Linked DNA regions of Homo sapiens: regions 2 and 3 are each linked to region 1. A link is an interaction called in ENCODE POLR2A ChIA-PET data of the cell type or tissue named here. Cell type or tissue: CD4-positive, alpha-beta T cell. All regions are shown on one strand. Links, peaks and the distances in the headings refer to the core of each region. The heading gives the core; the rest is flanking DNA. Region 1 overlaps FGD3 (FYVE, RhoGEF and PH domain containing 3). Region 2 overlaps ZNF484 (zinc finger protein 484). Region 3 has its middle 9.6 kb from the start of ZNF484.

The links. ChIA-PET counts read pairs that join two places held together with the same protein. Peaks named below come from ENCODE experiments on the same cell type or tissue, not always from the same donor. Only the 100,000 strongest peaks of a DNase experiment are listed, where the experiment ranks them.
Region 2: POLR2A ChIA-PET joins it to region 1 with 14 read pairs; 4 of 35 experiments call an interaction of 5 or more read pairs at or near these places.
Region 3: POLR2A ChIA-PET joins it to region 1 with 16 read pairs; 5 of 35 experiments call an interaction of 5 or more read pairs at or near these places.

Annotation. Positions count from the first base shown.
Region 1 is chr9:92,958,562-92,969,098 of GRCh38, reverse strand. The region is part of intron 1 of FGD3 (FYVE, RhoGEF and PH domain containing 3); the gene reads right to left. Among named protein-coding and RNA genes, the nearest start is that of FGD3, 16 kb to the right of the region's middle. RefSeq lists enhancers at 3,329-3,960, 4,597-4,706, 4,987-5,106. In CD4-positive, alpha-beta T cell, for the core only: no CTCF peak of the experiment used is centred there; DNase peaks (open chromatin) are centred at 4,618, 4,888, 6,938, 7,298 and 1 weaker place; H3K4me3 peaks cover 4,633 bases; H3K27ac peaks cover 7,601 bases.
Region 2 is chr9:92,844,957-92,855,493 of GRCh38, reverse strand. It overlaps ZNF484 (zinc finger protein 484), which reads left to right. Exons shown (of 5, transcript NM_031486.4): 5 at 6,943-10,537. The coding sequence ends at 9,266. Among named protein-coding and RNA genes, the nearest start is that of ZNF484, 28 kb to the left of the region's middle. In CD4-positive, alpha-beta T cell, for the core only: CTCF peaks have their summits at 4,200 and 4,403 (motif pointing left); a DNase peak (open chromatin) is centred at 4,403.
Region 3 is chr9:92,882,382-92,892,918 of GRCh38, reverse strand. It overlaps the pseudogene SPATA31B2P. Among named protein-coding and RNA genes, the nearest start is that of ZNF484, 9.6 kb to the right of the region's middle. RefSeq lists enhancers at 1,298-1,798, 9,268-9,784, 9,785-10,302. In CD4-positive, alpha-beta T cell, for the core only: no CTCF peak of the experiment used is centred there; DNase peaks (open chromatin) are centred at 4,728 and 5,518.

The DNA.
Region 1 (10,537 bases), core at 1,504-9,503:
AAGTGCCTCTAGGTGATACAATAAACCATGTGAACTGCCTATATCCGCTGGTCCCCATATGGCTTCTCACTGGCTTAACTTTGGTGCCTTGAGGTCCCAAACCCACTGAGGCCACCCACAGTGAGCAAGGCCCAGGGCACCCTGGCCATGCCCAGATGTAATGCCCAATGGCAGTCAATTAAAGCCACCAGGCTGGGCGCAGTGGCTTACACCTGCAATCCCAGCACTTTGGGAGGCTAAGGCACTTTGGCAGACCTCCACCTGAGGTCAGGAGTTCGAGACCAGCCTGATGAATATGGTGAAACCCCATCTCTACTAAAAATACAAAAATTAGCCAGGCGTGATGGCTTGCATCTGTAGTCCCAGCTATTCTGGAGGCTGAGACAGGAGAATTGCTTGTACCCATGAGGCGGAGGTTGCAGTGAGGAGATCACACCACTGCACTCCAGCCTGGGCCACAGAGTGAGACTCCGTGTCAAAAAAAAAAAAAAGAAAGAAAGAAAAAAGAAAAGAAAACAAAAATTAAAGCCACCTTGTGACCTAGCGGTGCCTGGAAGCCCAGAGTAATTACCTTGGGGTCTCAGCCTGGGAAATGCCCTGTCTGCTGTGGGAGTGGATGGAGGAGGGGTCTCCATCATCTCTGCTGAGAACTCAGTGAGGTGCTACATGCTCCTGAATTGGGATGGGGGTCAGAGGGGCCTCGGAGAGGGCAGGAAGTGAGGGCAAGCTGAGCAGGGAGAAGAGGAGGCAGATCAACGCAGCACCTCCCCGTTTGTAGTCATGCCATGAGCAGACACTCACAAATATGGCTCACACCGCCACCTTAACAAGTTACTTCTACTGTTTAAGACTGTATGAGTCTTCATGACCCATAGCCCTGGCATGACGCTGTGACTGTGGACTGGGAGAAGAGGCTGGACAGCCTGGAATCGGGGGCTGGTGGGCGGGGGGTATCTACCTCTCCCAAGGATGCGGCAGCTTTTCTTAGGGCAGCCACATTTAAACCAACACCAGTTTCCCATGTGAGTCCATCTAGTCAAGAATGTTTCTCCCAAAAGGTTTGAAAGCAGGGTCTTAAACAGGTACTTGTACACCCACATACATAGCAGCATTCCCTACAACAGCCAAAGGGTGGAAGCCCCTCAAGTGTCCATCCCTAGAAACCTGGATAAAGAAAAGGTGGCCTCTCCATAGAACAGAATCATGTTCAGCCTTAAACAGAAGGAGGCCGGGCGCAGTGGCTCATGCCTGTAATCCCAGCATCTTGGGAGGCCGAGGCGGGCGGATCACGAGGTCAAGAGATTGAGACCAGCCTGGTCAACATGATGAAACCCTGTCTCTACTAAAAATACAAAAATTAGCTGGGCATGGTGGTGCATGCCTGTAGTCTCAGCTACTTGGGAGGCTGAGGCAGGAGAATAGCTTGAACCTGGAAGGCAGAGGTAGCAGTGAGCTGAGATCGCGCCACTGCACTCCAGCCTGGTGACAGAGTGAGACTCCATCTCATAAGTAAATAAATAAACCGGAAGGAAATTCTGACCCATGCCACAACAGGGGTGGACCCTGAGGACATTATGCTAAGTGAAATAAGCTAGTCACAAAGGGACAAATCCTGTGTGATTCCACCTACGTTAGGTCCTAGAGGAGTCAAATTCACAGAGACAGAAACCAGAATGGTGGCTGCCAGGGCCAGGGGAGGGAATGGAGAGGGTTTAACAGGGACAGAGTTTCAGATTGGGAAGGTGAAGACGCTCTGGAGATGGATGGCAGTGATGGTTGCACAGCAATATGAATGTGCTGAGGGCACTGTACTGATCACTTAAAAACGATGAAGGAGGCTGGGCACGGTGGCTCACGCCTGTAATTCCAGCACTTTGGGAGGCCAAGGCAGATGGATCACCTGAGGTCAGGAGTTCAAGACCAGCCTGACCAATATGGTAAAACCCCCTCTCTACTAAAAATACAAGAAATTAGCTGGGCTTGGTGGTGGGCGCCTGTAATCCCAGCTACTTGGGAGGCTGAAGCAGGAGAATCGCTTGAACCTGGGAGATGGAGGTTGCAGTGAACCGAGATGGCTCCATTGCACTCCAGCCTGGGAGACAGAGTGAGACTCCATCCCCCCCCAAAAAAAAAAAAAAGAAAAAAGATGAAAGTGCTATGTTTTAGGTTATGTGTATTTTACTGCCATTTTTAAAAAGAAAACTTTTTTTAAACATATGCAGAAGATTCTCATGAGAAGTTTTTTGAATTTGCACCAAAATGACAAGGTGCGAAGGGCAAGGCCCTGTACCAGGCCAGCCTCCTTGTCAACCTCCCTGCCCAGCTGGGGGTGTCCAGGGGAGGCGGGATCCTTAGTGTCCCTTTCTGAGGCTGCGGAGCTCAGCCCTCATTCACACACTCTTGCCCTCCTTCCTTGGTCCACATGCACAGCCACCGCTGCTCCTCAGAAGACTGGCACCCTGGGCAGAGGCCTCATACAGACTCCCAGGTGGGGTGGGCCCCGGGCAGGGCCCACAGGTGCAGCCTCCAGGCCTGAGTCTGCGGTGCCCCCACCTGGAGGGTGGGGCTGGGGGACAGCACACCTTGTGGCACAGAGCAGGGGGTCCTGGAGGGCTGAGATTATTGTTAGGGGTTCAATACTTGCTTTTGGGAAAATGCAGCAACCATTTGCCTGTGGGTTACTTTCCTGAGACCAGGGACACTCACCGGCAGGCAGCAAGCTCAGAAGGAGGGAGTGGGGAAGCTCACGTGTGGGGACGGAGGCACCACGGGCACAGGTTCGTGTCACTAGGCAGCAGGCAGCTTGTCCCCAGACCCAGATGTGGCTGCCCCCATTTCACACAGGGCCTGCCCTGCACTGTCCTTGCAGCTAGCCAGATGAAACCGTGGCAGGCTCATGTCCCTGTCTCCCTCCTCAGACAATGGGCCCCTTGTCACCTACAAGGACCCACAATATCTGCAGAGAAGAAGGCAGGACACGGGGAGAAATGTAAGGGATGAATGAAGGTCCTCATATCCTGTTTCCTTCCCGACCGGCTCAGCCCCGACAGCTGACGGTCGTCCCGCCTAGGGACAGGCAGGCACCACAGTGCCCGGCTCTGCTCTTCCTCCTGTCCTTGTTCATTGTTTTCGGCACATGCTTGCCTCCGAGCCTCCTTGTTCCACAAGCCCAGTCTCATCCTTGTCTAGGTTTCACACCTGCCCAGCACTGCCCTTACTGAGGGGCCTCAGTTTCCTTATCTGTAAACCAGGCTCCTGATAGACCTATCGGGGCAGGTGGGGAGGATGCTTTGGGAGCTCCCAGCACATGCACCAGTGACTCCCAGGTCACTCTTCTAGCCCAGGGACTAACCTGGGAGTCCTCAAGGGGCACAGGCCAGGAAGGTCAGGCCCATCCTCGGACAGTGGTGAGGCTTCTCAGGAAAAGGTCATTTCAGCTCTAACCTCTGTACAACACGGCTGCAGGCCTCTGTGTGCAGGGCACTCGGCCTCGTGTCATTCCAAGGGGTCTTGCACACTGCATGGTGCTGGTTTTTGTGTAGACGTGGACCTCCGCCCCCTGAGGAGTGGAACCGGGGCCTCCTCTGGCCTCCTGTAACAGCCCAGCTGGGGACAAACCACTTCCTCCCTTTCACACCCAGCTGGTCAGCCCCACCCGGCTCTGGGGCCACTGAGCAAGTTGTGAAGATTTGTACTGGGGCTCAGTCAGACACTTTGCAGGCTGGGGGGCCCAGGGCAAGTCAGCTGTGTGCCTTGGTTTCCTCCCCTGCAAGAATGGCTGACCAGCATCCGCCCTGGGTGTTGGCAAGCACCGATCTGAATGGCAGTGGCACCTGCTAAGCACGTCCAGCCCCGAACTACAGTGAGCCTGGCACGACTCAGTCACCACTTTACAGATGAGTGTGGCCATGCTGTGTGACCCGAACATGCCTCTGCCCCTCGGGCCCCCTCTGCACAGTGGGCACAATCACGGTGGCATCGGGTTGTGCCGCCACTGCCGCTGGGACCCTGCCATCAGTCCATGCACCTCTTGAGGTGGCCCCGCCACTGTCCCACACTGCCAGGCACAGCACGGGGTGCTGAGGAGGCTTTGGTGGGCGCAGCACTCCTTCCTCACAGCCCCATGCTACACAGGCCCGCATCTGCTAATATCTAACCTGCAGAGTGCAGAGGAAGCTTCTGGAGACACACTGTGTGGGAAAGCCTAGCCCCCAGGACACGTCTGGGACCACCCTCCTCTGTTCAGGCAGAGGAAGGCTCGCGCTACCCCCCGCCCCCCAGGCCTGGGTGACATGAGAGGGGCTGGCCGTGGTCTCGATGCCCTGGCTGGTGCGCTGCCAGCCGATGGAAAAAGGCTCCCTGCATCTGGTCAGCCTCGGACCCAGGCCCCTGCCAGCCTTCGATGGGGACACGGGCAGGCACCGTTCATCTTGTGAGAGCCTAAGCCACCCCCAGACGATAGGCAACACTGTCCCAGCACTCAGCAGTTTACAAAGGCTTTTCACACTTGCCATTCGAGGCCCACAATAACTCTGAATTTTTACACATCATGCTACAGGAACCCAGAGAAAGACAACAGAACAAAAACAAGACACCATTCCGTGCCACCACAGCCACTTCCTGCCTTGAAAACATCCGTCTCCCTCAAATGGCTCCTGCCCTGAATGTTCCTACCACCCCAAAGTTCCACAAAAGCAGTTAGGATCTCAGGGCTCGGCCAACACCTCAGGACCAAGCCCACTCACCTGTCTTCTGAAGGCGAGCGAGTTTCTCCTCTGGGCTGAACTTCGTGCAATAGCGAAACACAACTTCCTTTTTTCTAATTTTCGCAATATGGGTCACAACATGATGGTGCATTTGCATTTCCGCATCATTACGCTGGGTGAGAGGAGCTTGGCTTGCTGATTCTAGAAGGTGCAACTTGCAGGGTGGCGGGGGCAATGGCAAACAAACATGCAATCCACAGCTCTCCACTGATCAGGTGCTAGGCTCACAGCTGCGGCGGCCGTGCTGGTTTAAAGGTTAACAGGGCTGCTCACAGAGGACCCACAACCACCATCCTCCTGCTTCTGCTGGGTGGACTTTTGTGAGTAGATCTGCTGTGTAGATCTTCAGGGAGGAGGGGCCCAGCAGGGAATGAGGGGGCCGGCCCTAGACCAGACAAGCCCAGAGTGAGCCCAGAAACACACCATCAGAGGCTTCCTCAGACCCTCTTGGTTGGGAACAATGAAATGGCCACAAGTTAGAAGGTGAAGAGGCCCCCTGCAAACAGATATTTCAAGATGCTTCCTGGGAGACCTGACCCACGAGGGCTGCTCCAGCAGGCCCAGCACCTGCCCCGCTGAGCAGCCCCACCAGGAGGGCACCCTCATTGTTTTAGGGAGAGAATCAATAAATAATAACACCAGGTCCTGAAGGGCTTAGAGTGCAAAGTCTGACTCAATTTTAATAATGCTTGTTAATCCAGGCTTATATTCATTTTTTTTAAAGCAATTTCTCACCTGGGCATGGTGGCTCATGCCTGAAATCCCAGCACTTTGGGAGGCCAAGGAGGGAGGATCACTTGAGGTCAGGAGTTTGAGACCAGTCTGGCCAACTTGGTGAAACCCTGTCTCTACTAAAAATACAAAAATCAGCTGGGCATTGTGACGCATGCTTGTAATCCCAGCTACTAAGGAGGCTGAGGTGGGAGGACCGCTCGAACCCCAGAGGTGGAGGTTGCAGTGAACTGAGATTGCGCCACTGCACTCCAGCCTGGGGGACAGAAAGAGACTGTCTCAATAAAAATAAAATAATAAATAAATAAATAAAAGCAATTTCTCTGGGCCTCAGTTTCCCTGTGCCAGGTGCTGCCGCAGGTGCCCTGTGAATGGTTACTCATTGGGCCCCTTCATGCCCCTGTGAAGTATGGTTATCCCCGTCTGACAACAGGGAAACTGAGGCTCAGGACACAGTGGTGTGCCCCTCCCTCCCAAAAGCTAAAGGCTGAGGTGATGTGGAGTTTGTCCCTAAGTTCCCTGCCTGTGTGAGGATGCAGAGCTACACCCAGCCGTGACAAGGATGGGGTGGACAGTGTCACCTGAGCTCGGACGCATGGGTGCTGTGGCCTCAGCCATATTGCTGAACTTAATCTTTTCTTTTCTTTTTTTTTTTTTTTTTGAGACGGAGCCTCACTCTGTTGCCCAGGCTGGAGTGCAGTGGCGCAAAGTCAGCTCACTTCAACCTCCACCTTCTGGTTTCAAAGATTCTCCTGCCTCATCCTTCCAAGTAGCTGGGATTATAGGTGCCCACCACAATGCCCAGCTAATTTTTTGTATTTTTAATAGAGACTGGGTTTCACCATGTTAGCCAGGCTGGTCTCAACTCCTGACCTCAGGTGATCTGTCTGCCTCGGCCTCCTAAAGTGCTGGGATTACAGGCATGAGCCACCATGCCCGGACACTGATGAACTTCTTGAAGACTCCATTCTTCCTCCATGAAATGGAGAAAATGTGGGATGCATGTGGTGGAGTTTTTGTGAGAAATGAGGGCTTTGCCTATGGTAGGTACTCAAGGGATCCCAGCCACCAACATCTGAATCACCGTTGCTGTGCTGTCAATGCCGGGGCCCTGGAGTCTTGGCTCCTGCCCCCTGAGGAGGCAGCCCTGGACCATCCAGATGCTTCCAGCCCAGGCCAGGAAGGACAGCAGTGCCTGCCACCACCACCTGGTTCAGCCTTCTCCTCTACAGAGGTCCCCTGTGCCAGAAGGCCAGCAGTGGGGTCCCATTAGGACCAGGGACACAAACCCAGGTACACTAGGAATACACAACTGTCGTCCTAAGAGGGTCATGATAAATTCTGGCAGCACAGCAGCAGGCTGGCTGTGGTGACCTGAAAGGTGAGGGGTTGTGGTAGGTAAGGAACAAAAAGAGGATGGGGAGGGGTTTGTGGCTTGAAAGTAGAACTGAGGCCAAGTGTCCTGTCGTCCCTGGTTGGGGTGAGTGGGAGGAAGTGGTGCCTCCACCTGGGAGTGACATCATTCAAAAAGAAACATGTTTTTGGCAGCCTGCCCCCCAATGGCCCAGTGATCATCAAATGCTGGTTATCTGCCTCTCCCACTGTGAATAGAGCTGACCTGTGGACACTACTGTACAATAGGACATTACAGAAATGATGAAGGTGACTTCCAAGGCCAGGCCATACATAACACTGCAGCTTTTGCCTTTCCTTGCTGAATCACTCACTGTGGGGGAGCTGGCTGCCATGTTATGAGGATGCTCAAGCAGCCCTGCAGAGAGGCCCATGCGGAGAGGAACTAAGGCCCCAGGCCAACAGCCAGCAACAACTTGTGATGTGTGAATGAGTCACCTTGAAAATGATCCTCAGTTTCAGTCAGGCCTTCAGATGACACTGCAGCCCCAGCCACCATCTGTAGCCTCATGAGAGGTCCCCAAGCCATAGCCAAGCCACACCCCAATACTGACCCATCAAAACTAAAGAGTTAAGTGTTTCCTATTGTTTTAAAGTGATGTAGTATTTTCATCATGAAAAAGGGCAAGGGTGACCTGAAGTTGGGGAATGGTGGGATCAGCCCACAGTGGAGAAGCAACCACCAGGAAGTATCAACACATATTCCAATTTCTCTGACCAATTATTTCACTCATGTTCCAATGGCTCAAATGAGTCCTCTACCCCGGAGGACTCCTGGTGACCATGGAGGGCTCCTGGGGACCACAGTGACAATCCATTGGTGCTATTCAATCTCAAAGCCCTTGAATAACTTTGTGGAGTCAGAGGCTCTGCAGAGAAGGCCCTGTGCCTCCAGTGTCCCTTAGCCTGTCCCTCAAGGGTGCTGCTCATCCTCCCCCAGGTGGCTCACTTCATGAGGGGTGGGTGCCTCTGATGAGAAAGGGGGTTTCCCCAGGACTCCTGCTTTGTCCCAGGGACCCCCAGTCCTGTCTTCCAGGAAAGCTGGCCATGGCCAGGGAGAGGAGCTCTGAAGTCCAGGACCCAGAGGGGCCTGTGTGGGACCACAGAGGCCAGGATGGAGAGAGCCTATGGGCAGAGAACTGTCAGCCAGGGGGAGTGCCCGCCCACCAGGAGAGAGGCCCAGGGGGAGCACCCCACTAGGAGAGAGGCCTGGAAGAGCACCCACTCACCAGGAGAGAGCCCCAGGGGGAGCACCCAATCACCAGGAGAGAGGCCTGGGTGGAGGGCCCACCCACCAGGAGAGAGGCCCGGGGGGATCACCCACTGGGAGAGAGGCCAAGGGGGAACACCCACTTACCAGGAGGGAAGCCCAGGGGCTCTACCCTGTTCAGCAGCCCCTGGCCTAATTTCTCTCAGCTGGCCTAGGGGCTCTTCCCTGGTGGATGAGTGCTCTCCCTGGGCCTCTGTCCTGGTGGGTGAGTGCTCCCCATCTGACTACAAGGAACAGAGCCCCCACAACTCTCCCATTGCCAGCACTGCACTATGACTAAGCCTGGGACTGTTACGGCACCCAGCTGGCCCTGGCTGTTACACCCCATTCCTTCCCAGGGTTGCTACCAGTTTATCCGCTGTGGGGGAAAGTGTCCATCTGACGTCTAGTAGTGACACCTGGGGTGCATTTTTTCAGGGAAGCCATCTTACCCATGGTTATTCTGCAGCCTTTGAATGGAAGGTTTAAGGAGGAAGGCAGCTCATATTTACCAAGCACACAGCATAAGGCAAACTCTGCTCTGGGCTGGTTTATGGGTGACATGAGGACGTGGGGATAGGAGGGGTCCTCATGGGGGAATGAGGACATGGGGATGGGGGACTTGGGGACACGAGGGATATGGAGACATGCAGACATGCAGACATGACAACAGGACGTAGAGGACATGAGGATATGGGCATTTTGGGACATGAGAGCATGGGAAGTGGAGGTCATGGAGACATGGGGATGTGAGGATAAGTGGACATGGGAACCTGAAGACATAGGGACATGAAGACATGAAGACACAGGGACATGACATGAGAAAATGGGGAAAGAGGACATGGAAACATGAAGAATATGGAGATATGGGGCATGAGGACATGGAGACATGGGGATATGGAGACATGGGAACACAGGGACTCGGGGACGTGAGGGATACGGGGACATGAAGAATATGGAGATGTGGAGGTTATGGGGACATGAGGAATGAGAACACGCAGACATGAGGAATGTGGAGCCACATGGACATAGAGAAATGAGGGCATGGGGGTACAGGGGACGTGGGGACGTGTGGTCTTGGAAACATGGGGGCATGGGGACACAAGGACATGGGACATGCAGACATAAGGGACACTCGCTTCAGCCATCGACCTTCCAAAACACCCACACAAATGAGCAAGGACATTTTATACAGTCTTATTAGGGCTGATTTTTTTTTTTTTTTTTTTTTTGAGACTGAGTTTCCCTCTGTTGCCCAGGCTGAAATGCACTGGACCGATCATGACTCACTGTAGCCTCGACCTCCTGTGCTCGAGGGATCCTCCCATCTCAGCCTCCTGAGTATCTGGGACCACAGGTGTGTGGCACTATGCCTGGCTAAGTTTTTATTATTTGCAGAGACGGACTCTGGCTATGTTTCCCAGGCTGACCTTGAACTCCCAGGCTCAAGCGATCCTTCTACCTCAGCCCTGCAAAGTGCTGGGATTTACAGGCATGAGCCACCCACCGAGCCTTGCCCAATGTCAGAGATGTGCTGAAGGTCCAACAACAGAGAACTAGTTCAACCAATTACCCTATTTCAAGACTTACTATAGTAATTATATTTTATTAACTAAAATAATTTTATTATAGTAATTATTTTCATTAATAAAATAATTACTATAATACAATAAATTTTGACTGGGCGCAGTGGTTCACGCATATAATCCCAGCACTTTGGGAGGCCAAGGTGGGCGGATTGCCTGAGGTCAGGAGTTCACGACCAGCCTGGGCAGCACGGTGAAACCCCGTCTCCACTAAAAATACAAAAAATTAGCCAGGCATGGCGGCAGGCACCTGTAGTCCCAGCTACTGGAGAGGCTAAGGCAGGAGAATTGCTTGAACCTGGGAGGTGGAGGTTGCAGTGAGCCAAGATCATGCCACTGCACTCCAGCCTGGGCGACAGAGCGAGACTCCATTTCAAAACTAAATAAATAATAAAATAAAATAAATTTCAAAAGCAAGACAATGTGGTATTGACATAAGGATAAATCAATGGAAATCAATGAACTAATAGATTTTCATTCATTTGTTCAATTGATTTTCAATGAAGGTGCCAGTACATATCAATAGGGAAAGATACGTCCTTTCAACAAATAGTAATGGAACATTTAGATAGCCGTACCAAAATACAAACCTTGACTGCTTACTCACACTATACACAGAAAATAGCTAGAAATGAATCCAAACCTTAATTGTGAATGCTAAAACTGTAAAGCTTCTAAAAACACATAGGTGAAAATATTCATGAATTTGTGGTTGGTAATGATTTCTTAGAGTATAAAAGGCACTAAGCCACACACAAAAAAAACTTTATAAACAACTTCTTCAACCTGAA
Region 2 (10,537 bases), core at 1,283-9,282, 110 kb after region 1:
GTTTTATTCTTTCTACCTCCATCAAGGTCTTAGATCATTTCCTTATGCATTCAAATACTCATAGATCTACCTTCTGAAAACATTACTATGCATTACAACTTCAGCTCCTGCTGTTTCTTCTCATTTTGTCTCTTTCCCCTTAGTGCCTCACAATTGTCATCTAGAGATGGGCTTGTCTGAAGTCCCCCCATGCCTCTTCTCTGATTGTTGACTTTGAGAGTACCATTGACATTTTCTTCCTACTTGGCTAGTGCAACGCAACACTGACTTGATCTTTCTAATTTATTTATTTTCATATCTTACACAAAGTTTTTTATCTAGTGTACAGGTATATCCTGTACAGAAGATTGAGTTAATAATTATAGCCTTAGTTTTTAGTCAATATCATCATCAATGTGTTTAAGGCTCCCCTCTTATTTATTCTTTTTAATCCTCAGTCTCCATACTCATTTTTATCCTTCCAAGAGGCAACTGTTCTAATATATTTGACATGTTATGCCATTTATCCTTGAATTTCTGGGATATTTATAAAATCTGAGTTGTTGGCATTGTTAATTTGTAGAAATGGTACTGTATTATATATCCTACTCAAGTTTTTTTTTCTCAAATTGGTCCATGTTGCAGTGCATTATTCTAATTTCTACATATCATTCTGTAGTGCACATATATACCCCATTTTACTTGTCCAGTTTTTCAGCTACTACAAACAGTACTGCAATACATTTCTTCATGAATTATTCTTACTGGAAATGATAATTTATTTATTTATTTTTTTCTGAGATGGAGTTTCGCTCTGTCCCCCAGGCTGGAGTGCAGTGGCATGATCTCAGCTCACTGCAAGCTCCACCTCCCAGGTTCACGCCATTCTCCTGCCTCAGCCTCCCCGGTAGCTGGGACTACAGGCGCCCGCCACTGCACCCAGCTAATTTTTTGTATGTTTAGTAGAGACGGGGTTTCACCATGTTAGCCAGGATGGTCTCGATCTCCTGACCTCGTGATCCACCCGCCTTGGACTCCCAAAGTGCTGAGATTATAGGCGGGAGCCACCACGCCCAGCCGGAAATGAGAATTTCTTAAGGAAGAGGAGTGGGATTGCTTTATCATTGGGCATACTAATATTGAATATGATGAGGTATAAGCACATTATTTTCCAGATTGGCTGTGTCACTCTACGGTCCCTGGAACTTTGTACAAGGGTATTAGTTCCCCACATCCCTACCCATACCTAGTATTATCCAAATTTTTAATATTTTGGCTAATCTGATGGGTTTTAATTTCTAATTATTATTTAATTTGTATTTCCCTAATAAAATACTTTGAACATCTCATTCTGTATCCTTCATTTTTGATGTTCAACTGCTGATGTTTTCTAAGCCTCATCTCTCTCTCTTTTTTTCCTGGACAAACTGAGAAAAAAGCCCATGAGTTCCCTCCATTGTTGCTGGGAAATTCCAACTACATAAGGGAATAGTTAGCCCAGCCCCACCCGCCCCTGCCATAAACTCCCAAGACAGTCCTTTCCTTGCTCACTCTAGCCCCATCTGGACCTGCTTGGAGCTGTCCCCAGAAAGCCTCATTATGTGAGTAACAAATCTTTTTACACCCTCTTATTGTGTGTGTCTCATCGTCACTCTTGACATCTGAACCAAGTTTGGGGTGGGGTCCATTTCTCCTTGCAGGTCATTTACAGCTGGGGCAATAAGCAGGATGTCAAGGCAATGACCACCCCCACAGGGGTCTTTCTCCTCTTCCCAACTGGTTATACTGCCTGCTGGCAAGTATGCACTTTGCCTCTGTCCTATACATAACTAACCTACATTAGAAGTTATCATGGACATTTAGAGGCAGGTGTAAGGGCTTTGGGCCCTCCTTAAAGTTGCCCAGGTCCATGTGTCTCAGCCCAGCATAATCTGTGTCTTAGATTATGTGTCTCAGCTGCAGCATAAGCTCTGAGTGATAATTGGCTCATGGGAACAACTTTTACTCTGTGACTGTTATTTGTGTGTCTCAGTCAGGCATTGGCCCTATTGTATACAGCACTCAGGGGAAAGACCAATACTGTTTGCATTTAAGGGTCTGGCTGTTTGTGTGAAGGAAGACAAGATACAATGTAGCATGTAAAAGCAGGTGGCTTGCCTTTCAAAATGTTGTCATCTTCTCTTGGAGTTTTTTTACTTTTCCCTCTAATCCATCTTCTCAGATAATTCATTCTGCTTTTCTACTTATTTTTCTCATTTACAAAAGCCTCTTTCTTACCTCCCAGTCATATCACCTACAACCATGTCTGTGTTTTCTCATGCCTAGATTATTCTAATCCTATTTGTATGTGATAATCCCATTCTTTCTTTTTCACTATTTCATCTCAGATGCTGCTGATAGATTTCACTACTTAAAACATTGTGTGCTGTGTTTATCCTGTCATAGCTACATGGAAGAAAACTAAAGTTACTACTTAATATCTAACATGTGACAGATTCTCCTCTCAGTAGGTTTGTAAGCTAGAGAAAGAATATGGCCTCATATTTGCAATTCACATTTGTCCCTGTTTTCTATAACCATTTCTATCCTATTTTAAGATTTTCTTTAATTCTCCCTTTTCATCGAGCCCTTTGATTATTATGTTATCTATCTGCGTATTCAAATAATACACATATTTTGGCTGGGCACAGTGGCTCACGCCTGTAATCCCACCACTTTGGGAGGCTGAGGTGGGTGGATTACCTGAGGTCAGGAGTTTGAGACTAGCCTGGCCAACATGGCGAAACCCCATCTCTACTAAAAGTATGAAAATTAGCCAGGCGAGGTGGCAGGGGCCTGTAATCCCAGCTACTCAGGAGGCTGAGGCAGGAGAATCACTTGATCCCAGGAGGTGGAGGTTGCAGTGAGCTGAGACCGCGCCACTGTACTCCAGCCTGGGTGACAAGAACGACACTCCGTCTCAAAAAAAAAAAAAAAAAAAAAAAAGGCTGGGCGTGGTGGCTCACGCCTGTAATCCCAGCACTTTAGGCTGAGGCAGGTGGATCACAAGGTCAATTAGCCAGGCATAGTGGCAGGCGCCTGTAGTCCCAGCTACTTGGGAGGCTGAGGCAGGAGAATGGTGTGAACCCAGGAGGCGGAGCTTGCAGTGAGCCGAGATCGTGCCACTGCACTCCAGCCTGGGCAACAAAGTGAGACTCTATCTCAGAAAACAAAAACAAAAACAAAAACAAACAAAAAACCAAATAATACACATATTTTGTGCTCAGCTTTCACTTACTCCTTGAATTTGACCTATTGCAGCATACAACCTCCAGAAATTCAGAGAAACCTACATTAAATTACATGATAACTGAGGCTTTTACTCTTGTACATTAAAATGCAAAGTTTCTGTAGAAAATAGTGAAATTAAATTCCTGAATTTGTGTTATAAGCAGAGGAGGTCGTTTTGCTCTATTTCAGAAAGATTTTAAAATTTTTCTTTTAGGAGCAATTCAAAGGGCTAGAAAAACTAATTGGAAAGAGGATAACTGCATGAAATCTTGAAAATTTCAGTCTTTGTGCATTACACTTTTGTTAACGTGCACATCTATGCCAATTCAAATATAAATATGAGTGGTTCAGAGTACCTTTTTGTTGTTTGTTTTTAAGTTAAAAGAGAGCCTCTCTAGAGTTGTGGTGAAATTTGAAATTAGCTTTTAAAGCAGAGAACCCCAAATGATTAATGAAGAACAATGAATTTTTGATAGAAACAAAAGATCAGAAAAAGGAAGCTTAAATGGAGAAAATGAAAAGACTGTATGTTTGGGTTCATTGATAAAATAGACTGCAGTGACTAATGGAAAGATGTGTGTTAGTCCCTTTTCGATGGCCATAACACCGGGCAACTCTGTTTCCATGGCCGTTCAGGGACAAAGTTTCTAGAAAGTCATTGTACCACCATCCCCTAGGGCAAGGGCTGACAAATTTTTTGTAAAGGCACAAAAGTAAATAGGCTTTGTGGACCATATGGCTACTGTCACAACTGCTTATTTCTGCAGTTGTAGCCCCAAAGCAGCTATAGACAATACATCAATGTATGGGTGTGGCTGTGTTCCAATAAAAACTTTATGGACACTGAAATTTGAATTTCATATAATTTTCATATGTCGTGAAGTAGTATTCTTCTTTTAATTTTTTGACCATTTAAAAATGTAAAATACATTGTTAGCTTTTGGATAGAGGCCTGGATTTGGCCCAAGGGCTTCAGTTTTCTGACCCCTGCCCTAGGGCATTGCCAGCTTCATAGAACTGGGTGCTGCCAAGTTGGAATATACTGGTGGGAAAAGAAGAGGTTTGTAGGAGACAAACCCACTTTCTTAAGACATTGGCCTTATCACTTCCACTGATGAGTGAAAAAGAGTTACTCAGTGCCACCTAGTGACAAATGAAGCTGAACAAACCTAGTGTTGTGAAGCAGCCATGTGCTTGGCTACAAGCTTAATATTGTGAAGGAAGGGCACAGGTTTGATGAACAACTTTCAGTCTTCTCTTCTGATGTCTAGTTCTTTCCTGTTATGTCTTCTACCAGATGCATTTATCACATCAGTACCCCAAACCAGGGATGAAGAATTGAACCATAGGCCAGACACGGTGGCTCACACCTGTAATCCCAGCACTTTGGGAGGCTGAGGCAGGCAGATCACTTGAGGTCAGGAGTTTGAGACCAGCCTGGCCAACATGGTGAAACCCCATCTCTACTAAAAATACAAAAATTTGTATTTTTACAAATACATGTATGGCGGCACATGTCTGTAGTCCCACCTGCTCATGTGGCTAAGGCAGGAGAATTGCTTGAACCCGGGAGGCGGAGGTTGCAGTGAGCCGAGATCGCGCCATTGCACTCCAGCCACTCCAGCCTGGGTGATAGAGTGAGGCTCCATCTCAAAAGAAAATAGACCAATTGTTACATAGAGTTGATTCAAGGAAAACACAGATAAATGAGAGAGGCTATATAAATATAACAAATGTATATAAATTTTTCTGTTTGGCCAAGTTAGGATGACTAAGATATCGTAATTTTACTGTAAACATAAATACATTGGTATTTAGGGCACAGTGGATCATAGGGAGAAGAGAAAACAGGAAGATTGTGAGGATTTACAGATTAAGGAAAAGAATCTAGACTCAGAAATACTTCTTTTCACAGAGTTTATCACTTTGTTCTTCTGACACCTCACTCACCATGTAGTTCTACTACATTTGCACTGAATTGCAATCTCTTCTTCCCCAATTACTAAACATTTGATTTGGGCAAATTTAACTAAACTCTTCTGTGGCTCAGTTTCCTCATCTGTAAACTAGAAACAATAATAATACCAACAGCAAAGGGTTACAATAAAGTGCTTTTTGTTTTTGTTTTTAAGAGACAGGGTCTTGGCTGGGCTTGCTGGCTTACGCCTGTAATCCCAACATTTTGGGAGGCCGAGGCGGACAGATACTTGAAGTCAGGAGTTTGAGACCAGCCTGGCCAACATGGTGAATCCCCGTCTCTACTAAAAATACAAAAATTAGCCAGTTGTGGTGGCATATGCCTGTAGTTCCAGCCACTCATGAGGCTGAGGCACAAGAATCCCTTGAACTCAGGAGGTGGAGGTTGCAGTGAGCTCTGATCATGCCATTACACTCTAGCCTGAGCAACAGAGTGAGACCCTGTCTTAAAAAAGAAAAAAAAAAAAGAGAGAGAGAGAGACAGAGTCTCACTCTGTCACCCAGGCTGGAGTGTAATGGTGCGATCAGAGCTCACTGCAGCTTCAAACACCTGGGCTCAAGTGATCCTCCTGCTTCAGCCTCCTAAGTAGCTGGGACTATAGGCATGTGCCACTAGGCCCAGCTAATTGTTTTTTCATTTTTCTGTAGAGATGGGGGTCTCACTATGTTTCCCAGGCTGGTCTCAAACTCCTGGGCTCAAGCAATCCTCTCATCTCAGCCTCCCACAGTGCTGGGATTACAGGCATGAACCACCACACCGGGCCGTGATAAAGTTTAAGTGAATTAATATAGAACTTAGAACAGCACATCTAAATGATATTGTTTATCATGTTATAAATGTTAGTATTAATATTATTACTCTACATCATTGTATTACATATTATATATAAATGAGTTATTATACCTATATATTTATGTATATTTAAAATACTTATGTACATTTGTTATATTTATATAGTCTCTCTCATATCTCTGTGTCTGCCTTGAATCAACTCTTTTTTTTTTGGAGATAGAGTTTCGCTCTTGTTGCCCAGGCTGGAGTGCAATGGCAAGATCTCGGCTCACCGCAACCTCTGCCTCCTGGGTTCAAGTGATTCTCCTGCCTCAGCCTCCTGAGTAGCTAGGATTACAGGCATGCACCACCATGTCCGGCTAATTTTGTATTTTTAGTAGAGATGAGGTTTCTCCATGTTGGCCAGGCTGGTCTTCAACTCCTGACCTCAGGTGATCCGCCTGCCTCAGCCTCCCAAAGTGCTGGGCTTACAGGCGTGAGCCACCACACCCGGCCTGAATCAAAGGTCTATTGTATTTTTATTTATTTATTTATTTATTTATTTATTTATTTATTTATTTATTTTGGAGACAGAGTCTTGCTCTGTCACCCAGACTAGAGTGCAATGGCGCAATTTCAGCTCACTGCAACCTCTGCCTTCAAGCCATCAAGCCATTCTCTTGCCTCAGCCACTTGAGTAGCTGGAATTACAGGCATGTACCACCACGCCTGGCTAATTTTTAGTAGAGACAATATTTTGAGTGTTTTTTAGCAGAGACAGAGTTTTGCTATGCTGGCCAGGCTGGTCTCAAACTCCTGGCCTCAAGTGATCTGCCCACCTCAGCCTCCCAAAGTGCTAGGATTACAGGCATGAGCCACCGCACCTGGCCTTATTTTCTGTTAATTGTTCTTTTTGTCAGTCTTATCTTTTCTTTCTTTTTTAGATGGGGACATTGGTTTTGGACCTTTACAACAGAGGATGTCTGAAGAAGTTTCTTTCCAGTCTGAGATTAATATTAATCTCTTCACAAGAGATGACCCATATTCCATTTTAGAAGAATTGTGGAAAGACGATGAACACACAAGAAAATGTGGAGAAAACCAGAACAAACCTTTAAGTCGTGTTGTCTTCATTAACAAGAAAACACTAGCTAATGACAGCATCTTTGAATATAAGGACATTGGGGAAATAGTTCATGTAAACACACACCTGGTTTCCTCAAGAAAAAGACCCCATAACTGTAACTCGTGTGGAAAGAATTTGGAGCCTATCATAACCTTATATAATAGAAACAATGCAACAGAAAATTCTGATAAGACTATTGGAGATGGTGATATTTTCACTCATTTGAATTCTCATACAGAAGTGACTGCTTGTGAATGTAACCAATGTGGGAAACCTCTGCATCATAAGCAAGCTCTCATTCAACAACAGAAAATTCATACTAGAGAGAGCCTCTATTTGTTTTCTGACTACGTAAATGTTTTCTCCCCGAAGTCACATGCCTTTGCACATGAGAGTATTTGTGCTGAAGAAAAGCAGCATGAATGCCATGAATGTGAGGCAGTCTTCACTCAGAAGTCCCAGCTTGATGGCAGTCAGAGGGTTTATGCAGGAATATGCACTGAATATGAGAAGGATTTTTCCCTCAAGTCAAACCGTCAGAAAACTCCTTATGAGGGGAATTACTATAAATGCAGTGACTATGGAAGAGCCTTTATCCAGAAGTCAGATCTGTTCAGATGCCAGAGAATTCATTCTGGAGAAAAACCTTATGAGTACAGTGAATGTGAGAAAAACCTCCCTCAGAATTCAAACCTTAATATACATAAAAAAATTCATACTGGAGGGAAACACTTTGAATGTACTGAATGTGGAAAAGCTTTCACAAGGAAATCAACACTAAGTATGCATCAGAAAATCCATACAGGAGAAAAACCTTATGTATGTACTGAATGTGGGAAGGCCTTTATCCGGAAGTCACATTTTATCACACATGAAAGAATTCATACTGGAGAAAAACCCTATGAATGCAGTGACTGTGGGAAATCCTTTATTAAAAAATCACAACTCCATGTGCATCAGCGAATTCACACAGGAGAGAATCCCTTTATATGTTCAGAATGTGGGAAGGTCTTCACTCACAAGACAAATCTCATTATACACCAGAAAATTCATACAGGAGAAAGACCCTATATATGTACTGTGTGTGGTAAGGCCTTTACTGACAGGTCAAATCTCATTAAGCACCAAAAAATTCATACTGGAGAGAAACCTTATAAATGCAGCGACTGTGGAAAATCATTCACCTGGAAGTCTCGGCTCAGGATACATCAGAAGTGTCATACTGGAGAGAGACATTATGAATGCAGTGAATGTGGGAAAGCATTCATTCAGAAGTCAACATTAAGTATGCACCAGAGAATTCATAGAGGGGAAAAACCATATGTTTGCACTGAATGTGGTAAGGCCTTCTTCCACAAATCCCATTTTATTACACATGAGAGAATTCATACTGGAGAGAAACCCTATGAATGCAGTATTTGTGGGAAATCCTTCACTAAGAAATCACAGCTCCACGTACATCAGCAGATTCACACAGGAGAGAAACCCTATAGGTGTGCTGAATGTGGAAAGGCTTTTACTGACAGATCAAATCTCTTTACACACCAGAAAATTCACACTGGAGAGAAACCTTATAAATGTAGTGACTGTGGGAAAGCCTTCACTAGGAAGTCAGGTCTCCATATACATCAGCAATCCCATACTGGAGAAAGGCATTATGAGTGCAGTGAATGTGGGAAAGCCTTTGCAAGAAAATCAACACTAATTATGCATCAGAGAATTCATACAGGAGAGAAACCCTATATTTGTAATGAATGTGGGAAATCCTTCATCCAGAAGTCACACTTAAATAGACACAGGAGAATTCATACTGGAGAGAAACCCTATGAATGCAGTGACTGTGGCAAGTCTTTCATTAAGAAATCACAACTCCATGAGCATCATCGAATTCACACAGGAGAGAAACCATATATATGTGCTGAGTGTGGAAAGGCCTTCACCATCAGATCAAATCTTATTAAACACCAGAAAATTCATACTAAACAGAAACCCTATAAGTGCAGTGACTTGGGGAAAGCCTTAAACTGGAAGCCACAACTCAGTATGCCTCAGAAATCTGACAATGGGGAAGTAGAGTGCTCCATGCCACAATTATGGTGTGGGGACTCAGAAGGTGACCAAGGCCAACTTTCTTCTATCTAGTTAGAATTATGAACATCTGGATCATATAGCTGATGTGTAGTTACACATATGGGGAGACACTTTTGAGAGTGTTTAAGCAATGTATAGTGGCCATCTTTGGTTACTTGATATTGGTGTTGTCAAGCTCCTGCAAATAATAGTAAATGTGCAAGGAGATGATTGGCAGTCTTTCTTGTTTCACTTTTTGGGCAAACAGTTTTATAAATTCATGGCTGTTGAGTTTTTCATGTTCTGGGTACCACAACTATTCAATATTGACCCGCAAAAATTCATAATGAGTAGTATGATGAGATAATTTTACATTGTCTAAGCAGCCTAAGGACACTGAGATCAAGGCAAAGAGAGGGCAATTTAGGTCTATAATGAAAGTGAATCAGCAGTTTTTGTGAAAACACTAAAGACAGAAAGAAAGGACTCTACTTTTTTTAAAATTTTCTTTGGGAAGTCACCATTATTTATTGTTATATCTGTTGGCGTATGCTGGGGCAGCAGTTAGCCAAGAGGTCTGAAATTGCTCTTTGCCTATTTCTCAAAAGTCTATATTATTACCTTAGAACTGGCCCTACGATCATGGAACTTAGATACAGGGACCCAGGTCTAGATAGCAGCACTTTAGATCCTCAGCTTTCACCACAGAAACCTGCACTTTTTTGATGTTGTTGTTACCAACTCCTGTTTGAAAAATAGGACAAATTAAGAAAATGGATATCAAATCCTAAAATTTTTTCCCACTAATTTTGTTAGTACATTCTCTACATGTTCGTTACTTGCTAGATTACCATGAGACACAAGCATCTTGAATTTTAGTTTGTGTCCTTAGAAGATAAAATGTAGTTGAACATTTGGAAGACTTCTCCTTTTATCTCCTCACAATCTCTACAAACTAATCTTAATTAATTTTGTTTTTCAAATTCTCTGTATTTGAATAGACTTTTTTGTCTTTTCTTCTATCAAATACTGAAAGAACTGTGTTGTAATTTTACAAATAATTGTGAATTTGTCTCCTTTAGAGCTACTAATTTTTGCTTTATATATTTTGTCTTTGATTTTACATACAATTTAGAATTGTTGTAATCTTCCTGGTTAATTGACACATTATCATTATTAGATGTTTCTTTTTATCTCTAGTAATTTTTTGCCTTAAATGTACTATGTCAGATACTAATATACATATGGATTAAAAGCTAATGTAAATTAGTACTAACATTTCTGGACAAGGGGAGAAGTTATAACATTATAATTTCATTTATTTGTCTCTTATATGGTATTAA
Region 3 (10,537 bases), core at 1,272-9,271, 76 kb after region 1:
GGCAAATGAGGACTGGAGCATTGCTATAAAGATACCTGAAAATGTGGAAGCAGCTTTGGAACTAGGTAATGGACAGAGGTTGGAAGAGTTTGTAGGGCTCAAAAGAAGACAGATAGATGAGAAAATGTTTGGACCATCTTAGATTGGTTAAATGGTTGTGACAAAAGTCCTGACAGAAACATGGACATTGAAGGCCAGGCTGAGGAGGTCTCAGATAGAAATAAGAAGCTTTCTGGGAAATGTCTTCCTTTTGGATATGGAAAGCTTACACAATGCCTGTACCATCATTGTACCTTAGAAGCAGTGAACTTGCTTTTTATTTCAGAGGCTCATAGGAAAAAGAGACTGTAGCCTTGACTCAGATGAGACTTTGGACTTTGTAACTTTTAGTTAATGCTGAAACGAGTTAAGACTCCTGCTGGCAAGGCATGATTGTATTTTGCAATGTGAGAAGGACATGATGTTTGTGGGGTCAGGGATAGAATAATAGGGTTTGTCTCTATGTCCCTATCAAAACTCATGTGGAACTATACTCCCTAACATTAGAGGTGGGGCCTAGGTAGAAAAAAATTTAGTCATAAAATGGTGCGGGAAGATCCTTCACGAATGATAAAGCACTGGGAGTGGGGAGTCGCCTGCTGCAGAGGCACAGCCCCATGGACAACCTCTACTAGGGCAGTGCACCTGTGGCTTTGCAAGTTTTAGCCCCACGGCTGCTCTCATGGACTGGGCTAGTGTTGAGTGCCTGTAGCTTTTCCACACTGAGGGTGCAAGCTGTTGGTGGGTCTATGAATCTGGCTCTGCCTCTGCAGCAGGCTTCTGCCTGGAAACGGTGGGAGGTGGAGGTGGGTGTGGGGGGGCGGATCCTTCACCAGTGGTTAAGCACCATCTTTTTGATGCTGACCTTGTGATACAGAGTTCTGATGAGATCTGGTTGTATAACAGGGTGTGGGACCTCTTTCCTTTCTCAGTCTTGCTTCTACTCCTGCCATATGAAGCATCTCCTTGCCCGTTGGACTTCTGGTATGATTGGGAGGCTTCCTGAGTCCTCCTAGAAGCAGAAGCCAGTATGCTTCCTTTACAGCCTGCAGAACTGTGAGCCAATTACACCTCTTTTCTTTATGATTATACACAAAATTAGTGCTGTGAAGTGGAGCTATGAAATGCCTTCAAGGCCTTTTCCCCATCGTCTTAGCAATCAACACTCAGCTTCTTTTCATGCAAATATCTGAAGCCTTCATGAATTTTCCCCCTGAAAATGGACTTTTCTTCTTTTACCACATTACCAGGCTGTGACAAAGATATCTTGAGAATGTAGAAGCAGGTTCAGAAGTGGGTAAAAGACAGAGGTTGGGAGAGTTGAGAACGCTTAGAAAACAGCAAGATGAGGAAAAGTTTGGACCACTGAAAAGAATTGTTAAATACTTGTGATCAGAAGGCTGACAGAAAGATGGACAGTGAAGGCCAGACTTAAAAGGTCTCAGATGAAAATGAGGAATTTCCTGTGAACAGGAGCCACAGTTACATTTGATTGGCCTTAACAAAGAACGTGGCTGCATGGTGACCCTGCCCTGGAGATCTGTGAAACTATGAACTTGGGGGTGATAATTTAGGATGTATCTGATGGAATGAACATGTAGGCAGCATAGCTCCAGAGGTGTCCTGTCCGCGTTGAACAGCCTGTGTTCTTATGTGCGACCTAAGAAATGACCTCAAGTTGCAACTTCTATTTAAATGAGAAGCAGAGCTCAAAAATTTAAAAAATTTGCAGCCTAGCCAAATGGTCAAAAAGAAAAGCTGATTTTCAGGAGGAAAATTAGGGAACATTTAGAGTATTTGCATAAAAAAGAGCCCAGTGCAAATAGCCAAGTCAATGGGGAAAAGGCCTTGAAGGCATTTCAGAGACCTTTGCAGCAACTCTTGCTGTCACAGGCCCTGCGGCCTAGAAGAGAAAAATGGTTTCCTGGGCCAGCTCCATGGCCTCCCTGCTGTGTGCATCCTCAGGACACTGCTGCCTGCATCCGTGCAGCTCCAGCTCCAGCCATGGCTGAAAGATGCACAGGTACAGCTTGGGTCACTGCTTCAGAAGTGGCTCCAAGCTTTGATGGCTTCCACATAGTGTTAAGCCAGCAAGTGCACAGAGCAAGAGACTAGAGGCTTGGGAGCCTGCGTCTAGACTCCAGAGGATGTACAGAAAAGCCTGGGTGTCCAGGCGGAAGCCTTTCCAAGAGGTAGAGCCTCATGGAAAGTTTTACTAAGGCAGCAAAGAATGGACATATTGGATTGAAGCCCTCACACAGGGAGGCACCATCCTCCAAACCCCAGATTCATAGACCCACCAACAGCTTACCCCCTCTCTGTGGAAAAGCTACAGGCACTCAACACCAGCGCTGTCCATGAGGGCAGCAGTGGGGACTGATCACTGCAAACCCACAGGTGCATATCTGCCCAAAGCCTTGGGAACCCAGCCCTCACACCCCTGTGCCATGGATGTGGGACAAGGATTCCAAAAGGATGATTTTGGAGCTGTAGGATTGAATGACTGGCCTGCTGCATTTTGGACGTTCATGTATCCTGTGAGTCCCATCAGTGTTTGTTTTTCTTTCAGGCAATTTTTCTTCTATTGGCTGGGAATGCTTACCCATTGCCTGTACAATCATTGTACCTTGGAAGTAGTTAACTTGCTTTATAATTCAGAGGCTTATGGGCAGAAGGGACTGTATCCTTGTCTCAGATAAAACTTTGGGCTTTGGACATTTGCTGGAATGAGTTAAGATTTGGGGGACTGTAGGGAAGGCACCATTGTATTTTGCAATGTGAGAAAGACATGAGATTTGAGTGGGCAGGGACAGAATAATATGACTTGGCTCTGTGTCCCACTAATGTGGAACTATAACGGGAAATGTTAAAGGTGGGGGCTGGTGGAAGGTGATTTAATCATGGTGGAGAGTGGAGGTTGGAAGGTGGGGGTGTCAGGGAGAATTGGGGGGAATTATGGTGGCATTGGGGGTGAAAGACAGGGGTGGGGGCAGATCCTTCACAAATGGTTAAATACCATCTCCTTAATGCTGTCCTTCTGATAGTTCTCGTCATAATTTCGTAGCTGTGAGATTGAATACTGGTCTGCTGGGTTTTGGATGTGCATTGGGCCTGTGGTCCCATTTGTGTTATTTTTCTGGGAAATTTCTTCCCTTTGGATTAAGAAAGCTTACCCAATGTCTGTACCATCGTTGTACCTTGAAAGAAAAGAACTCCGTTTTAACTTCAGGGACTCATAGGCAGAAGATACTGTAGCCTTGTCTCGGATGAGACTTTGAACTTTTTATAGTTGAGTTAGTGCTGGAATGAGTTAAGGCTTTTGGAAACTTTTGAAAAGGCATGATTGTATTTTACCCTGTGAGAAGAACCTGAGATTCAGAAGGGTCAAGGTCGGAATAATATGGTTTGGCTGTGTTTTGCTAGAAAAACTCATGTGAAATTGTAATCCCAAATTTGGGTGGTGAAGCCTGGTGGGAGGTGATTTAATCATGAATGGGAGGAGGGTGGGGGTGTAAGGAGAAAGGGGTGGGGAGGGTGGGGAGGAGTAGCCTGGCCGTAGTGTGGTGGGAGGCTGGTGGGTAGTAGGAAGGGGGAGTAACCTGCTGCAGAGGCAGAGGCTCATGGGAAACCTCTACTAGAACAGTGCACCTGTGGCTTTGCCGGCTTTAGCCCTCATGGATGCTTTCATGGGCTGGGCTGGTGTTAAGTGCCTGTACCTTTTCCATACTGAGGGTGTGGGTTGTTGGTGGGTCTATGTCTCTAGGATGATGGCCTGCTGCATGGGGCCTTCAAGCCCATATGTTCCTTCTGCACTGCCCTAGTAGAGGTATTCCAAGTGGCTCTGCCTCTGCATCAGTTTTCTGCCTGGAAACAGTTGGGGGTGGAGGTGAGTGGGGTGGTGGATCATTCACCAATGGTTAAGCACCTTCTTCTTGATGCTGACCTTGTGATACTGAGTTCTCATGAGATCTGGTTGTATAACAGGGTATGATATCTCTTTCCTCTCTGTCTTGCTCCTACTCCTGCCATATGAAACATTTTATTGCTGCTTGTCCTTCTGGTATGATGGGGAGGCTTCCTGAGTTAGTTAGCCTAGCCAACTAAATCCCTTTTGTTATGATCATACAGAAAATTAGTACTGCGAAGTGAAGCTATGAAATGCCTTCAATGACTTTTCCCCACCGTGTTCTCTGTTAACACTGGTCTTCTTTTTAATGCAAATATCTGAAGTCTTCTTGAAGTTTGCTCTGAAAATGGCCTTTTTTCCTTCTACATTGCCAGGCTGTGACAAAGATAGCTGAAAATATAAAAGCAGGTTCAGAAGTGGCTAACAGCCAGAGGGTGGAGAGTTTGGAGGACTTGGAAGAAGACAGGAAGATGAGGGAAAGTTTGGACCATTGTAGAGACTTGTTAAACAGTTGTGATTAAAATGCTGACAGAAAGAGGGACAGTGAAGGCCCTCATTGTTGCACCGGACACTTTTCAAGGTCTGTTGATCAATTTCTCTGTCTCTGATGGGACAACTCTGGCTCTTGAGGGTGGCTTGCTGACTGCTGGCTGCATAGCTCAGCATTCTGCTGTGTTCTGAGTAGAAGGGGTGCCTGTGGTTGCAGGGAAATCCACAGACTGGGGCTTGAAACTGCTGTTGGTGCTGATTTACCTTCGAGGCATGGCGCACATGGCAAAGTGGTATTTTCTCCTCCAGTATCTGTCCAACTGCTGTCATGAGCCGCTGAGCTTCAGCACTGCTGCTGTACATGCATGATCAGTTTTTTACTGGCTTTTGGCTCTCAGCAGTGACTGGTGCTGGCTTGCTTTTTTTCTCTGATAAAAACCTCTGAAAAAATTGCTTGATGTTTTCTCCAAAGTGGCTTATTGAAGGAGGCTGTTTCTTTGATGGCAGTAGCTGGATGCCTTCATTCTGATGGGTGTGTTCTGTCTTCCGTCTTCCTGCCCGGGGTAAGTTGAGGAGTCCTCAGTCCTTGAAACATTTCTTCATGTTTTTCTAAGTTGGGCTTCCTAGGGTTCTCCCTCTTGTGAGTAGGGGGAAACATTGGCCTTTGGCTCTGGCATGAACCTTGACAGTTTGGGTTCCTGGGCTCCTTGTGCCCCTGCCCCGGGTTGCTCCTTCTGGCTGCCATGAGGTCACGTAGCTCCTGGGAAGCCCGCATGTTCCCAGTAGGCGTGCTCTGGAGATGGCTCTGGGGCACTTGAGAAGCCAAATTCTCTGAAGCATGGGGCACAACAGATGCTTGCCCATCTGGAAGGAACACAACAGCGGCAGAAACTTGAGGCTGGGTCTCTGACTTCGTGGCCATTCCAGGCTCAAATTCACTAACAACCTCCTCCCTAAGACACAGCTTTCTTGGATCTTGGGAGACAGACATTCTAGGGAGGAGAGAGCTTTTGCTGGCCCCTGGAGCCTCGAAACCACGCACATCCTCACTTGTGGTTTGGATGTTTGCCAACATACAGGTTGCCAAGGGGACTCTGGGTTGTGGCACTGCCTCCCTGGTCTCTCCCGCCCTTGAAGATTGGGCTCCTAAGCTCCTGCTCTGCTGGGTGCTGCCTGTGAGGCTGTATGTGAGGGGCTTAGATGGCCACCTGCCCTCCTGTCCAGCTGTAGGAGCCTTCAAGGACCCATGATCATTCCAAGATGGGATCCTTCGTGGGGCCCTCTGGAACTGCTTACATGCAGGTGAGGAGGCCTGAAGCCTCTCTGGCATGTGAACAGATGCTTTGGTCAGCACCTGCTTTCTCAGACTTGCCATTGGTGGCTTTCTAAGGAACGTGGCCACCTCAACTTTTGAGCCAGCCCCAGATTCACAGGTGGCTGAGGAGGGACCGGCAAGCTGTGTATTGCACAAGGATGAAACCAGTTTAAAGCACTGAATGGGCTTGAGGACCCTGAGGGGTGGACCCCACCTGTGTTTGGCCCAAAACCTCAAAATGTGGGCTCCCAGCACCTGTTGAGTACATGGCTCAAGGAAGGAAAGCACCTGGGCTGTGTTCACACAGGCTTTCCCACTTTTGGGGGGTGCTAGATTGCTGGTTTTCATGTGGGTGTTGGACACGGGAAGAGCCTGGTTGACAGCAAGCCAGGATCGATGCATACTCACGGGGATCAAGCCCTCGTTGGTCTGGCCCAACCTCTTACCCATGTGGGCTTTCAGGATGTTTTCTATATGATTCCTGTCCGTGAGTCTTAATAAATCCCTACCGAGTCACTCCTCAAGGGCTTCCTCAAGTTCCTTTCTGACTCTTCAGAGGTCACCCCCAGAGTCTTCCCTGGGAAGCTTTCTATGCCCCTGGATAGATTTTGCGGGGCCTCACCCAGAATTTGCCCCAGATGTGGGCACAGGTCCCTCTCTAGCTGGAACTTCACCTTCTGTGCCTCCTTGCTGCTTTCACCTGTGGACATGGAGGACTGCCAGGACCTGGGTTTGCCCTTCGCCTGACTTTTCCCTGGCAATTCATCCCAAAGCTGCATCAGATCCAGAGACTCTTGAATCTTGCCCTGGTGTTGAATGAACCACTTTTCAATATGTTGCTCTGGAGTTCAGGACTGACTGGAAAGTTCTCAGGCAGAATGGGTGTCCCCTTTCCTGGGGAAGGTTAGGAGTGGAGACACTAAAGATGTCCTGAGATTTTTGGACCCTAGGGGGTAAAGCCAACCCACCTTATAGTTGTTTCCTCAACAAAGGCCATTCAGGGTGCTGAGTTTCAGGTAGGGAGAGAGCTTGCACTTTATTCTGCGACGCAGGGCAAGCTACTCCAGTGTTCTTCATCGGGGATGGAAAAGCAGGAGATAGGACTGGGAAAGAGGATTGAAGATGGGCCTGAGCCATAGGTGTGGGCCGGAATTGGGGTGTGGATGAAATAAAGGGTTGGGACTCAGGCCCCAGATGGGACAGGGGCTGGGCCTGGAAAAGCAGTGGGGACATTGTAGTCTCCCTTTGAATTGGGCAGACATTGGACATTTCATTGATGTAAGGATGTAAGACCCTTACATACAGTCAGTGACCCAGGCATTAGCCACCAGAGATTCACTGTGCAGAGAGGGGAGGCCCCAGAAAAGCTGGCTATAATTCTTCTGAAAACTTTCCTGCAAGAGCCTAGGATCTGAGAGCTTCTGAGGACTGGGCAGCTATTTTGAGTTCTCTCCCATGTTCCAGAAGGGTTTTGGGCTTGTGGTGTCCTGCTCAGCATCCAGTGATTTAACCAAATTCCCCAAAGCATTCAAGTGCTTTTGTGGGCTGTTTTGGAAATCGTCCATCATTTTCTTTTTCCTCTCAAATGTTGATTTCTGTGACTTGTATCCCCACGACATCCTGGCCATCAGAGCTGAGCAAAAATGGTCTACCAGCTTCCATCTGACAGGTCTCTGGTGGGTGGCGGGAAAGATGATCTTGCTGGACTGACGAATTGAAGACGCACCAGGTTCTGGTAGTCTCCTGCCACCAGGAGAAGGCAGAAACTTGACTATTTGAGCCGCCAAGACCTGAGATGGCTGGGACAGAAGCTGCCAAATCCTCACGTGGAGTCAAGCTTTGAGGGACAGTGTCCAGTGGAAGTGCCACTGAGTCACAGTTAGATGGAGTTATCAGAGTGGAGTCCCACAGGGGAGGAGCAGTGAAGCCTTTTGGAGGAGGCGGAGAGCAGGCCAGAGGATCAGGAGTGCGTGGTGGGTGAGGGAAAAGTGCAGGTGGCTCGGGTGAGGGATGTTCTAGGAGAAGGGAAGGTTCTGGTGGCTGGGAGGCACTTAGGGAGGAGACTGAGGTGGTCATTGGGCCTGGTGGTGGGGTGGAGGCCAGATCCTGAGGATGCTTGGTTCAAGGATCCGGGGAAGCTAACAGGGAGAGAATGGGAGCAGCATCTTCTATAGGCTCATGAGAGGACCGGGAGGCTCCATCAGGTGCTCTTTTGCCCACCTCACCTGGGGAGTCTGGACCGGAGAGCTGACCAAAGTCACCTTTTTCAAGGTGTGGCCCTAGGAGGCTGCAGGAGACAGGAGGCACAAGCTGCAGCCAGGAGCAGGTGGATTCGGAGGTCAGAGTGGGCGCTCGGGCCACAGCCCCTCCACCACCCCACACCCTGACTGCCCAATTCTCCTGCTACCCCTTGCCCCAGGCCTTTACTCTCATCCTCTGTCCCCCTGGTCTCCCCATCCCAGGTCAGCTCCAGGCTGCCTATGGCCCTGAGGTCGCATCCCAGCCCTGGTAGGAAGGATGCAGGGAAGGGGAAGTGCCTCACCTCTGCAGTTGTGAAAGCAGGTCCCAAGTCTCCTCCAGGCCTCTCAGGCACTCTCTACAAGCTGGAAATCAGACCGGGTTAGGGCAGTGAGGGAGGGGCCTGGGATCTCACAGGAGGCTGAGTGTATGTTTCTTCAGGGAAGACCATGGGGAATTAGACCCTGGAACCCACCCATCTGTGTCCAAAGCCACATGGCCCCGATGGTAATAGCAAGGCATGGAGGACAGGGCTTTGTCATTCACAAAGGGCTTCCACAAACAGGCCCCCCACCCCCATAGTCCTCACAACTGCCCTGTGTGGAGAAAGGACTGGGGTGGTCTCAAAGAGGAATCAGCCTTAGCAGAGTTGAACAGCTGTTCCCAGGGAGCGGGAGGCCCCCTCAACCCCCTCCGCATCCAGGCAGGCATTGGTCTCCCCAGAACACACACACTGCCCCCTGCTGGGTAACGCTCAGTCCCTGGCCCACCATGGCTTCATTCCGGCATGGAATCTGAGAAGGACCCGGGGTTCTGATTTCCTTCCTAGGAGCCCCCACCTCAGGCTTCTTCAACTGACTTCTTCAGAGTCAGTTCCCTCAGGGACAGACGAGATCAAATTAACTCTAGTGTGCCCTGGCAGAGCCTTACCTCTGAAGACTGTGGTTTTTCATCCTGCCTCTGGGCATCCCCCTCTGCCCTACTGGACACTGGGAGACAAGATGACGCGAGGAGACAAGATGACACTGGGAGACAAGAAATGGCGAGGAGCTAGGACCGGCTCTCCCTCTCCACCCCCAGCCCAGCCGCAGCACTCTGCACTCATGAACCGCATGGCTCTCTCTGTCTTGCTCAGGGAGCTCTGTGTGCTTCCTCCCATTCATGTTTAAATGGATGATAAACTGCTTTTCTTCTTAGAAAAACAGGAAGAGGGGGCCAGGCACGGTGGCTCATGCCTATAATCCGAGCACTTTGTGAGGCCGAGGTGGGTGGATCACCTGAGGTCAGGAGTTTGAGACCAGCCTGGCCATGGTGGAACCCTGTCTCTACTAAAAATACAAAAACTAGCCAGGTGTGGTGGCGGGCACCTGTAATCCCCAGCTACTCAGGACGCTAAGACAGGAGAATAGCTTGAACTCTGGAAGCAAAGGTTGCAGTGAGCAGATATCGCTCCATTTCACTGCAGCCTGCGCAACAGAGTGAGACTCCATCTCAAAAAATAAAATAAAATAAAATAAATAAAAATAACACACACACACACACAGACACACACAGAGGGATTTTCAATATGAGGTCCACCATGGACGCCATCAGTCCCTGTTCCTCTGCTCCTGGAACACCCAGGCTCAGGCCCACAGGCACCACTGAGCTGTCAGGTAGGATTCTGCTTCCCAGGAGACAAGAGGAGATGCCAGGCCCCGGTGGGAGGCCCTTGGGGGCCCAGCACAGGCCCCATATCACCCCACACAGAGGAGGTTGGGCCCCAAGCCACCTGCCCCAGGAAGGGGCTGATGAGCCAGGGCTTAGGGCCTGGCCTCGGACAGAGACCTCCCCTGTCTCATGACCAGAGACCTCCCCCGTCTCATGACCATTCCTGGCCGCTGAGCCCACGGGTTTGATTTTGCCTTCACGCCTCCTGCGCTCCCCAACAGATGGACTGAGGGCTTGGGATGGAAATCCCTGTACACAATCTACCCCTACCAACCCCTGGCTGCCCTGCCTCTCCCTGGAAGCATGATGTTCCGGTCTCTCCTGAGACTTCCCATCGCAGAAGTCCCTCCACTGGATTTGGAAAAGTGGAACTAATAATAAAAAGGAAGGAGAGAATCAAGCTCTGTGGGTCTGGACTGAGGGCTCCTTACCTTTCTCTTCCCAGGCGATGGTGAGGGTGGATCGTCACAATGGAGGTAAGATAAGTAGGGGAGTAATAGGAAGAAGAACCCCAGGGCAAACACCAAGGTGAGGAAGATATCCAACACCCATGGTGTGGAGCTGGGGGTGTTTAGCGATGAGGGACTAAGTAATTTTAGAGGAAAGGGAAGATTCTCCATGTGAATAGGTGCATTGCTTTCAAGCAACTGAGCTCTGGGCATCCCCGTGGAGGCTAGGGACTGGGGCCCAGGCCTGCATCACAGAGCTGGGCCTTCACATCACAAAGGGCTCCTTTGTTGGGGAGGGGCAGTAGGAGGGGGAGACCGAAGCACAGCCCCTCCCCACCCCCCAAGCCGGGGATCCCTCCACCTTCCCACCTTCCAGATCTCTCCTTCCCG